2 separate regions of the Homo sapiens genome follow, and region 1 is linked to region 2. The links are chromatin loops, found by intact Hi-C in ENCODE. Cell type or tissue: Caco-2. All regions are shown on one strand. Links, peaks and the distances in the headings refer to the core of each region. The heading gives the core; the rest is flanking DNA.

Region 1 (5,212 bases), core at 496-4,495, 85 kb before region 2:
TTTAGAGTATCTGGGGGAAGAAATTTCTAAGCAGAAAGCATTCAAGATGTGACCTGGCTGTTCCTAACAGTGTACAGTCATATGAATTCAGAAAAAGATTTTCTGAAATTGGAACTTATGTTTAAAAGGGAAGCAGACCATAAAAGTTTGGAAAATTTTCAGCCTGACCATGTGGTAGAAAAGAAAAAAACACATTTTGTAGGGAGAAATTCAAGCCAGTTGTGGAAAATTGCATAAGTAAAGAGTAACCAAATGTTAATAGCCAAGAAAATGGGGGAAATACCTCAAAAGAATTTTGGAGACCTTCACAGCAAGCCCTCCCACCAAAGGCCTGGAGGCGTAGGAGGGAAGAATGGTTTTGCAGGCTGGGCCCAGGGCACTTCTTTCCTGTGCAACATCAGGACACTGTTCCCTGTGTCCCAGCCACGCCAGTTCTGGCGATGGCTAAAAGGGACCCAGACATGACTTAGGCTGCTGTTCCAAAGCATGCAAGCTGCAAGCCTTGGCAGTTTCCGCATGGTGTTAAGTCTGTGTGGGAGCAGAGGGCAGGAACTGAGGCTTAGGAACCTCTGCCTAGATTTCAGAGGACATATGGAAATGCCTGGATATCCAGGCAGAGGTTTGCCTCAGGGGCAGAGCCCTCAAGGAGAACCTCTACTAGGGCATTGCAGAAGGGGAAATGTGGGGTTAGGGCCCCTACACAGAGTCCCCACTGGGGCACTACCTAGTGTAGTTGTAAAAAGAGGTCCACCATCCTTCAGACCCCAGAATGGTAGATACACTGACAGCTTGCTCTATGTGCCTGGAAAAGCAAAAGGCACTCAATGCCAGCTTGTGAAAGCAGCTGTGAGGAAGTCTATACCCTCCAAAGCCACAGGGGTGGAGCTGCCCAACACCATGGGAGCCCACCTCTTGCAACAGTGTGACCTGGATGTGAGACATAGAGTCAAAGGAGATTATTTTGGAGCTTTAAGATTTATTGACTGCCCTGCTCGGCTTCCGACTTGCAGCGGAACTGTTGCCCCTTTGTTTTGGCCAATTTCTCCCTTTTGGAATGGGTGCATTTACCAAAAGCCTTTACCCCCATTGTATCTTGGAAGTAACTAGTTTTTATTTTACAGGCTCATAGGCGGAAGATATTTGCCTTATCTTAGATGAGACTTTGAATTTGGACTTTTGAGTTAACGCTAGAATGTGCTAAGACTTTGGGGGCTGTTGGGAAGGCATGATTGTGTTTTGAAATTGTGAGAAGCACATGAGATTTTGGAGTGACCAGGAGCAGAATTATATGGTTTGGGTCTGTGTCCCCATCCAAATCTTGTGTCAAACTGTAATTTTCAACATTGAAGGAGGAGTGTGCTGTGAGGTGATTGGATCATGGGGCAAGTTTCCTCACTGCTGTTCTCATGATAGTGAGTTCTCAGGAGATATGGTTGTTTAAACATGTGTAGACTTCCCAATTTTCTCTCTCTCCTACTGCAGCAATGTGGGACATGCTTCCTTAACCTTCGCCTTCCACCACGATTGTAAGTTTCCTGAGGCCTCCACAGTCCCGGTTTCTGTATAGCCTGTGGAACCATGAGACAATTAAACCTCTTTTCTTTATAAATTATCCAGTCTCAGGTAGTTATTTACAGGAATACAAGAACAGACTAATGTAGTATGTTAGTTTCACATGGCTACCAACAAAGCCCCACAAATTGGGTAATTTCTTTTAGCATAAAAGAAATTTATTTTTCTACAGTTCTGGAGGCTAGAAATGTAACATTAAGATGTCCTCAAAACTATGTATCCTTTGAAATCTACAGAGGTATCCCTCCTTTCCCCTCTCTCACTTCTCACAATTTGCTGGTTATCTTTGGCATTCCTTGGCTTGCAGCTGAGTAATTCCAGCCTCTGTCTATGTAATCGCATGGTCTTCTCCCTGTGTGTATCTGTTCCACATGGCCATCCTCTTATGAGGACGCCAGTGCTATTGGAATAAAGACTCACTATTTCAGCATGAACTCAGCTTAATTCATTACATCTGAAACAACTCAGTTTTCAAATAAGGTCACATTATGAAGTACTTAAAGGTAAGAACTTCAGTATATCTATTTTCTCTGGGGAGTGGGGGCAAAGTTAAACCCATAACATGGGGTTAGGAGAGGATAAGATAGTGATAAATGGGTAAATATTTGAATCTCAAAGTCCAGTTGTTCCTGTTGCCAATCATAATTATGAAATCCCAGATACAAAGGCTAATACATTATATTTTTTGCTTTAGATAGTTTACTCCAAACAAAATAATCCTAACACATCTGTTTTACTTCTGTAGCTGTAGGCATTCCTGTTGCTTACAACCAATGAACTCTGCCTTATTGTCGAGATAATCACATTTTGCTGAATGCAAAATCTGTGATGTAATGATTTTTTTTAAAAGCCTGCTTTAAAGTAGGAGATCTTATTAGTGGATGAGACCTTGACCAATAAGACTAGAATCCTTTGCTTTTTCAAGGTTCTATTAGATTTGAGAATGGATAGAGTGCCGGGAACGTTGACTCTGTACCCCTTTGTCTCTACCTACAAACTCTCTTCTGAATTAGTCAAGGAAAGTTTGTTTCCTGTTGCCTAGTTCAGGGCTTCTCACGGTGCAATCCAAAGACCTCAGTCACCAAATAATCTGAGACAATGTATTAAGTATATAGTCTTTCATGCCTTATCCTCAAACTATAGGATAAGATTCTTTGACAAAACTTACGGAATCCATTTATATAAAGTTGGTATCCACTGCAGCAACTACATGCATGAAACATCATGAGTGAATTGCAATGCTTTATCCTAAGTGGAAGAAGCCCAATCCCAAAGGTCACATATGTGTATGATTAAATTGATGTAATATTCAGGGAAAGGCAAAATTATAGAGACAAAGAACAGATCAGTATTTGCTGGGACTGGGGTTGTGGAAAGGGATTTACTAAAAAGAAGCATGAGGGAATGGGGGTGGGTTTGTAACTTCTGTATCCTGATTGAGCTGGTGTTTACAAGACTGTATGCATTTGAGAAAACAGAGAACTATAAATCTAAAGAGTCAGTTTCACAGCACGTAAAGTATATCTCAATTTAAAAAAGAAAATTCAACTACGTGAATGCTTTTATTTCCCCTTTTACTTTCAGAAATTAATATTGCTGGTAGATTCTTGACTGATAAATAATTTAAATTATTGTAATTTGTTTTAAGCTGTATCTGTTTGCCTTAGAAAGTGTCCTTTTGTATTTAATTATTTGTCTCATTTTATGCCTTCACGATACCTGGTAATAAAATTATGATGCATGTTTTACTCTGTTTAAACTTGCCTCATATCACATTGTCCATAACTTTATATCCAACAATCCAATTTTACAGAATTGCTCTTTCTCTCTCATATATGTATACACATATATGTGTGTGTGTGTATACACATATATATATATACACACATATACACACATACATATTCCCCCTTGTATTCAGCATTGAATTAGGACTATTTACATATCCAATATGCAATTCTGATTCTTTGCATAAGTAAGTTTAATATTTTTCCCACTACAAGATAAAGAATATGGAATTATATTTGTTCTTTGTGGCATATTTAACCCAGGAAGGGGGGAATAATGAATATATCACATGTGTACTTTTTTTACTGCTAAAATATCCTGCAGTTTTCTTTTTCTGACAGTTAAAAAATACAGACAAATCTCATTCTATGCTACTACAATTGCCTATGCCCATTTGACTGCTTTCCTAAATGTGTTTGACAGTGTTGATAATCTGTAGGAGATGTTTCTGTAACTACAACCTCACAGACATTTCTGAAAATAATACCCTGGTACTTAGGAAAGGCTCATATTTAGTTACATAGTCCCAAAACATGCATTTCATTTTGTGAATGTAGAAGGAACCATATGCTTTATTAAACTTAATGATGAATTATAAACCACCCATGGAAACAAGTACCAGTGAGGAGGTAAGAGAAAATGGGAAGTTAATACAAATTAAAGTGTAAGGCCATACATACATAGAACCAGCTGAGCCTTTGTTTTCCATAAAGTTTATATTTAATTTTTTATGGTAGTCTATATTTAAGAAATTCATTTTTTGTGTGTGTTCTATTTTGACTTGGTTTCAAGAAGAGCATTAATAGTTGATGTGCGTGAACCCGGGAGGCGGAGCTTGCAGTGAGCCGAGATTGCACCACTGCACTCCAGCCTGGGCGACAGAGTGAGACTCCGTCTCAAAAAAAAAAAAATAGTTGATGTGATTATTCTAAATATTCTAATTATTCTTATATCATATTTTTCCTGAATTTGTATTACATATTTCATACTAGGTAAAAGCTACTCTTTTTTTAATGAATAATAAATATTTTTAGTATATTGTGGGATTTTTTTCTCTGATGTAAGATTACTGGGAAATTAAGACTTGAAAGATGACCACTCTTTTTGACTGTTAAAAGGAAATAGCTAACTTTGTTCTATTATAGCTATGATTATGATATAGTAATTTTGCAAATTCACTGTATGTATACCTTGTTTTACAAACAGTTAATCATGAAGGCCTCAAATTTACGTAATATTCTCATGGAAGTCAGATCTATTTACTTAATCATGGTAAAATTCATAAAGCCCAAGGAGCAGAGCAAGAAGAAATTACAGAAATTAAAGAGAGTAGAGGAAATCTGCTCTCATTTAAAGAAGACATATTGGATTATTCCATTGTATTGTACTATCTATACTACATTCTCTTCAGTACCCTGCATAATTACAGTACAGAATAGCTCTTGTAAATATCGCCTACAAAAAATTCTATTATTAAGGTAAACTCACATTTGAAAAAATAATCCATTTACAAATGTATGCTATTTTCCTTGTAAATATCTTGTATCACACTATTAAATTATGAATCATGGCTGCATCTAAGCTTAATCCATTGTCTAAAAATTCTAAATATTTCTAATTCAATCATATTAATTATTTGTCATCTTTAGATATGATCAATTAGTAAAGAAAGAGAAAATTGATGGTAAAATGTGTTATTTAAAAAATACTACGATTTAGCAAGAAAGCCAAAAAAAAATGGGATTTTAATGGGTTTAGTAGATCTGTGTAGTCAACACAGAGAAACACTGTGCTTTATGCATCCTTTTAGAAACTGTTCAAGACACTACAACATTTGACGAATGATAGCTGC
Region 2 (5,212 bases), core at 776-4,775:
ACTGTTTTACATAATGGTTGCACCATTTTACATTTCCACCAGTAGCATACAAGTTTCCCTTTCTCCACATCCTTGTCAACATTTGCTATCCTTTAACAAAAAAAAAGCCATTATAACAGGGGTGAAATTTTCATGTCCCTGAAAATTAATAATAATGAGCACATTTTCTTACACCTGTTGGTCATTTGTATGTCTTCTTTGGGTAAAGATTCATCCAGGTCTTTTTCCTTTTTTATATCAAATTGTTTCTTACTTACTATTGAGTTGTAGGATCTTTTTATATATTTTGGATATTAACCCCTTACCAAATGTATGATTTGCAAATATTCCTCCCATTCCATATTTTACCTTTTCACTCTTTTGATGGTTTTCTTGCCTGAGTAGAAAGTGTTTTTAGTTTGTTTTAGTCCCAGTTGTCCTTGAAATCGGAATTACATTATAATTATAATTCTTGAGATAGAAGAATGCATTTTTGCTTCTGTTGCTTGTCCCTTTGGTGTAATATCCAATAAATCATCTAAAACTTTAACAATTACAGGTCTTATCTTTAATTCTTTAATACATTTTGAGTTGATTTTTGTGTATGGTGTAAGATAAGATTACAATTTCATTCTCTTCTATGTGAATATCCAGTATCAACTTTTAAGACACCAACAATTTCTCCATTGTGTATTTTTAGCACCCTTGCTAAAATTATTTGACCAAGTATATGTGGGTTTATTTCTGTGCTATTTTGTTTAATTGGCTTATTTTTCTGATTTCAAGGCCAGTACAATACTGTTTTAATTGTTGTAACTTTATAATATAATTTAATAAGAAAATGTGATGCCTTCAGCTTTGTTCTTCTTTCTTAAGATTGCTTGGGCTATTCTTGGTCTTTTGCAGTTTCACATAAATTTTGGAACTTCTTTCTCTTTCTATATTAAAAAATCAAGATTTTGGTAGAGATTACACTGGGACTTTAGATCACTTTAGGTAGTATGGACATTTTAACAGTAATAAGGCTTTCAACTCATGAACATGAGAAAACTTATTCATCAAAAATGAAGAGATAAGGACTTTCCAAATAAAATAAAAAAGAATTAATCCTCACTAGATATGCCTTACATCTGATTTTGCAGGGTACAGTCTCTACAGTTGCTTTCATGGGCTAGCACTGAGTGCCTTCCAAGCTGTCGATGAATGCAAAGGAGAAATGTGGGGTTGCAGCCCCCACACAGGGTCCCCACTGAAGCACTGACTAGTGGAATTGTGGGAATTGGGCCACAGTCCTCCAGACCCCACCCAGAAAGATGGATTCATCGACAGCTTGGAAGGCACTCAGTGCTAGCCCATGAAAGCAACTGTAGAGACTGTACCCTGCAAAATCAGATGTAAGGCATATCTAGTGAGGATTAATTCTTTTTTATTTTATTTGGAAAGTCCTTATCTCTTCATTTTTGATGAATAAGTTTTCTCATGTTCATGAGTTGAAAGCCTTATTACTGTTAAAATGTCCATACTACCTAAAGTGATCTAAAGTCCCAGTGTAATCTCTACCAAAATCTTGATTTTTTAATATAGAAAGAGAAAGAAGTTCCAAAATTTATATGAAACTGCAAAAGACCAAGAATAGCCCAAGCAATCTTAAGAAAGAAGAACAAAGCTGAAGGCATCACATTTTCTTATTAAATTATATTATAAAGTTACAACAATTAAAACAGTATTGTACTGGCCTTGAAATCAGAAAAATAAGCCAATTAAACAAAATAGCACAGAAATAAACCCACATATACTTGGTCAAATAATTTTTGTCCTAGCTGAGGTTCTCCATGAGGCCTCCAGCCCTGCAGCAGACTTCTGGGTGGACATCCAGGCATTTTCATATATCCTCTTAAAGCCAGGCAGAGGTTCCCAAAGCTCAATTCTTGTCTATTGTGCACCCACAGGACCAACAGCATGTGGAAGCCACCAAATCTTGGGGCTTGCACTCTCTACAGCAATGGCCAGAGCTGTATCTTGGCAACTTTTAGCCATGCTGGAGCCAGAGTGGCTGGGATGCAGGGGCACCATGTCCAAAGATTGCACAGAGCAGCAGGACCCTAAGCCTCTGACAAGCTCTGGAAGCATTTTCCCCATTGTCTGGGCTGTTAACATTCAGCTCCTTGTGACTTATGGAAATTTCTGCAGCTGGCTTGAATTTATTCCCAGAAAATGGGTTTTCCCTTTCTACCTCATGGTCAGGCTGCAAATTTTCCAAATTTTTATGCTCTGCTTCCCTTTTAAACATAAGTTCCAATTTAAAATAATCTTTTTGTGAACACATATAACTGTATGCTTTCAGGAAAAGCCAAATCACCTCTTAAATGCTTTTCTGCTTAGAATTTATTTTACCAGATACCCTAAGCCATATCTCTCAAGTTCAAAGTTCTACAGCTCTCTAGGGTAGGGGCAAAATGCCACCAGTCTCTTTGCTAAAGCATAGCAAGGGTGACCTTTGCTCCAGTTCCCAATAAGTTCCTCACCTCAATCTGAGACTGTGGGGGTTCAGTCAGAATGGTGGGAGAAGTTGTAAAATAGTCACAAACCTTCCAGGAAGGCCGGGGTTTTGCATAGCTTCAGTAAAAGATACTGCTGAAGCAGCCTAATCCTCTTTGAGCTAATAGCAAGGGTAAATAACAAAGGAATTCAAGGGAGTTTATCTAAATAGCTTGTTTACTCATGTGGTCCTAAGACCAACCTTTGATTTCCCACCGGTGCATAATTGCTCTCTACTGGGGCGCGGGAGGAGGGGGGTGTCGGCAATGTCAATTACCCTCTAGTGGTGTTTACTCAAGACTTTTGTCACTTACATACTGAATAAATGTGAGCTTCGCTGGCTGATCAGGGCCACAGCTGCAACTCTTTACAGCACCCTCCCTGGTGTCTGTGAGTGGTCCAGACACTTAGCTGGACTGTCAGGCAAAATATCTGTGTCAGTGTACATTATTCATCTGTCGTTGGGTCAGGATCTGCGGGTCAGTCTCCCACATGAGACTGCCTCAGTCTCGACTTCATTGTCCATATCACTATCAGCATTTTAGTCAAAACCACGTAACAAGTCTCTAGTAAGTTCCAAACTTTTCCTTATTTTGTTGTCTTCTGAGTCCTCCAAACTGTTCCATCATTTGCTGGTTACCCAGTTCCAAAGTGGCTTTCACATTCTCAGGTATCTTATAGCAATATCCCACTACCTTGGTATCAATTCTCTATATTAGTTCATTCTCACACTACTATAAAGAATACCTGAGACTGGGTAATTTAGAAGAAAAAAGGAGATTTAATTGACTCACAGTTCTGCATGGCTGGGGAGGCCTCTGGAAACTTACAGTCATGGCAGAAGGCAAAGGGAAAGCAAGGCATGTCTTAAATGGCAGCACGAGGAAGACAGAGAGCATGCCTGAAGGTGGAAAATCCCCACATTTGTCAAACAACAAGATCTCATAAGAACTCTAGCATGAGAACGACAACTGATACCAGGGAAATAACAAATAATAATAAGAAACTTTTTTGAATAATTATATGCCAACAAATTGGAAAACCTACAATAATTGGATGAGTTCCTAGGAAACATACAACATATCAAGACTGAATCACAAAGAAAATCATAAAGATAGATAAGATAGATCATAAAAGAGTAAGAAAAAATAATCAGCAAGAAAAACCTTTTCAACAAAGGAAATTTCAGGACTATATGGCTTCACTGTGGATTCTACCAAACATTCAAATAACAATTAATACCGATCTTCTTCACTCCTCTAAAAATAAAGAAGAGGAAATACTTCCAAATTCATCTTACAAGGGTTGCATTTTCTTGATACCAAAGCCAGAAAATACACTGCAAGAGATGGGAATTAAAAGACCATCTTCCTGATAAACGTAGTTTCAATATCCTCAATAAAATACAGGCAAATTGAAGTCAACAGCATGTTGAAAGCACCATTCACCATGATCAAGTGGCAAATTTGGTTCAACATATACAAATCAATTATGTTATATATCACATTACAGAATGAAGAATAAAATCACTTGATCATCTCAATAGACAAAGAAAGAAGCATTAGACAAAATTCACCACTATTTCATAATTAAAACACTCAACAAACTAAATATAGGAGGAATTGTATTTTTTAAATTTGTTCTTGTTTATGGCAAGTACAGTAGACTTTATTTTGTAATCTGTTTTCTTTCTTTTTTTCTGTGTACCTACAGGGTTTTTTATCTTCCCTTAATGTCCTGGGAGTTTACTACTTTCTTCTTATTTAGACTTGGTGATTGTTTTAGTGTACAGAATACTACTTAAACTTCATTTTTATCTACTTTCTTCCTTAAATTCCTTACAGCTCAAATTTGGTCATGACTTGGAAGGAGAAAATTATTAGAAAAAGATATGAAACCATGCCATCAAGGGATAGGGCCACTGGCATTATTTTAATCCAATGGTAGTGAGAAACACCATAGCCAACTTTATGAATAACCTTTTAAGATTTCTTTCACATGAGTGAACATTGTCAATATTATTATTCTGCCATCCTTTGTCTTCCTTGTTTTAATTTCCTATGTTTCTAGTAAGAGCCTTAATGCAGAAATTATTGCATTAAATAGTAAGATTAATAGCATAACCAAAATAGTGTACTATGTGTCATTGTTTTTCAAATAAAATTCCTAGATAAAAAAGCAAAGTCACCGAACTCACGATTGTGTGAAAATCTCAGAATGAATTATGAAAAAAATCACCTAATTAATAGAAGACTATTAGGTAAGCAGCATAACAGAATTGACACCGTTTAGTTTGTGGAGTATAACTGGTAATCAATCATTACTTTATTTTTATCAAGTCATAACCCATAAGTAATATCTGGTTTCTTTCTTCATTTTTATCTGTTAATAATTAATACAAATTCCAGCTACATTTACGTTGAAAGTTAGTTAATGTGTGTTAGAATTACATACTTAGTTAATTATTATTACATATATATGACATTCACAATGTAAAAGATGCTGTGTATACTTAGAAATCTCATATAAATATAATCAAATTGCCTCTATGATATATACTCACTATCTAGAGCACACATATCAAATATGACCAAAAAGCCCAGCAGGTTTGGAATATACTTTTGGAAGCCCATGGACTCAAAACCACATTAATTATAATATTATGACATTATTTGCTCTTTCTAGTCTTTTCCTC

What was found. A loop is a pair of places that touch in the nucleus more often than their neighbours do. Peaks named below come from ENCODE experiments on the same cell type or tissue, not always from the same donor. Only the 100,000 strongest peaks of a DNase experiment are listed, where the experiment ranks them.
Region 1: it touches region 2 in a loop (6-fold over the local background); 1 of 110 quality-filtered maps calls a loop at or near these places.

The regions. Positions count from the first base shown.
Region 1 is chr21:22,287,156-22,292,367 of GRCh38, forward strand. All of the region lies in intron 2 of LOC107985508 (a long non-coding RNA gene), which reads left to right. Among named protein-coding and RNA genes, the nearest start is that of LINC00308, 190 kb to the left of the region's middle. In Caco-2, for the core only: no CTCF peak of the experiment used is centred there; no DNase peak of the experiment used is centred there.
Region 2 is chr21:22,371,976-22,377,187 of GRCh38, forward strand. All of the region lies in intron 2 of LOC107985508 (a long non-coding RNA gene), which reads left to right. Among named protein-coding and RNA genes, the nearest start is that of LINC00308, 280 kb to the left of the region's middle. In Caco-2, for the core only: no CTCF peak of the experiment used is centred there; a DNase peak (open chromatin) is centred at 2,766.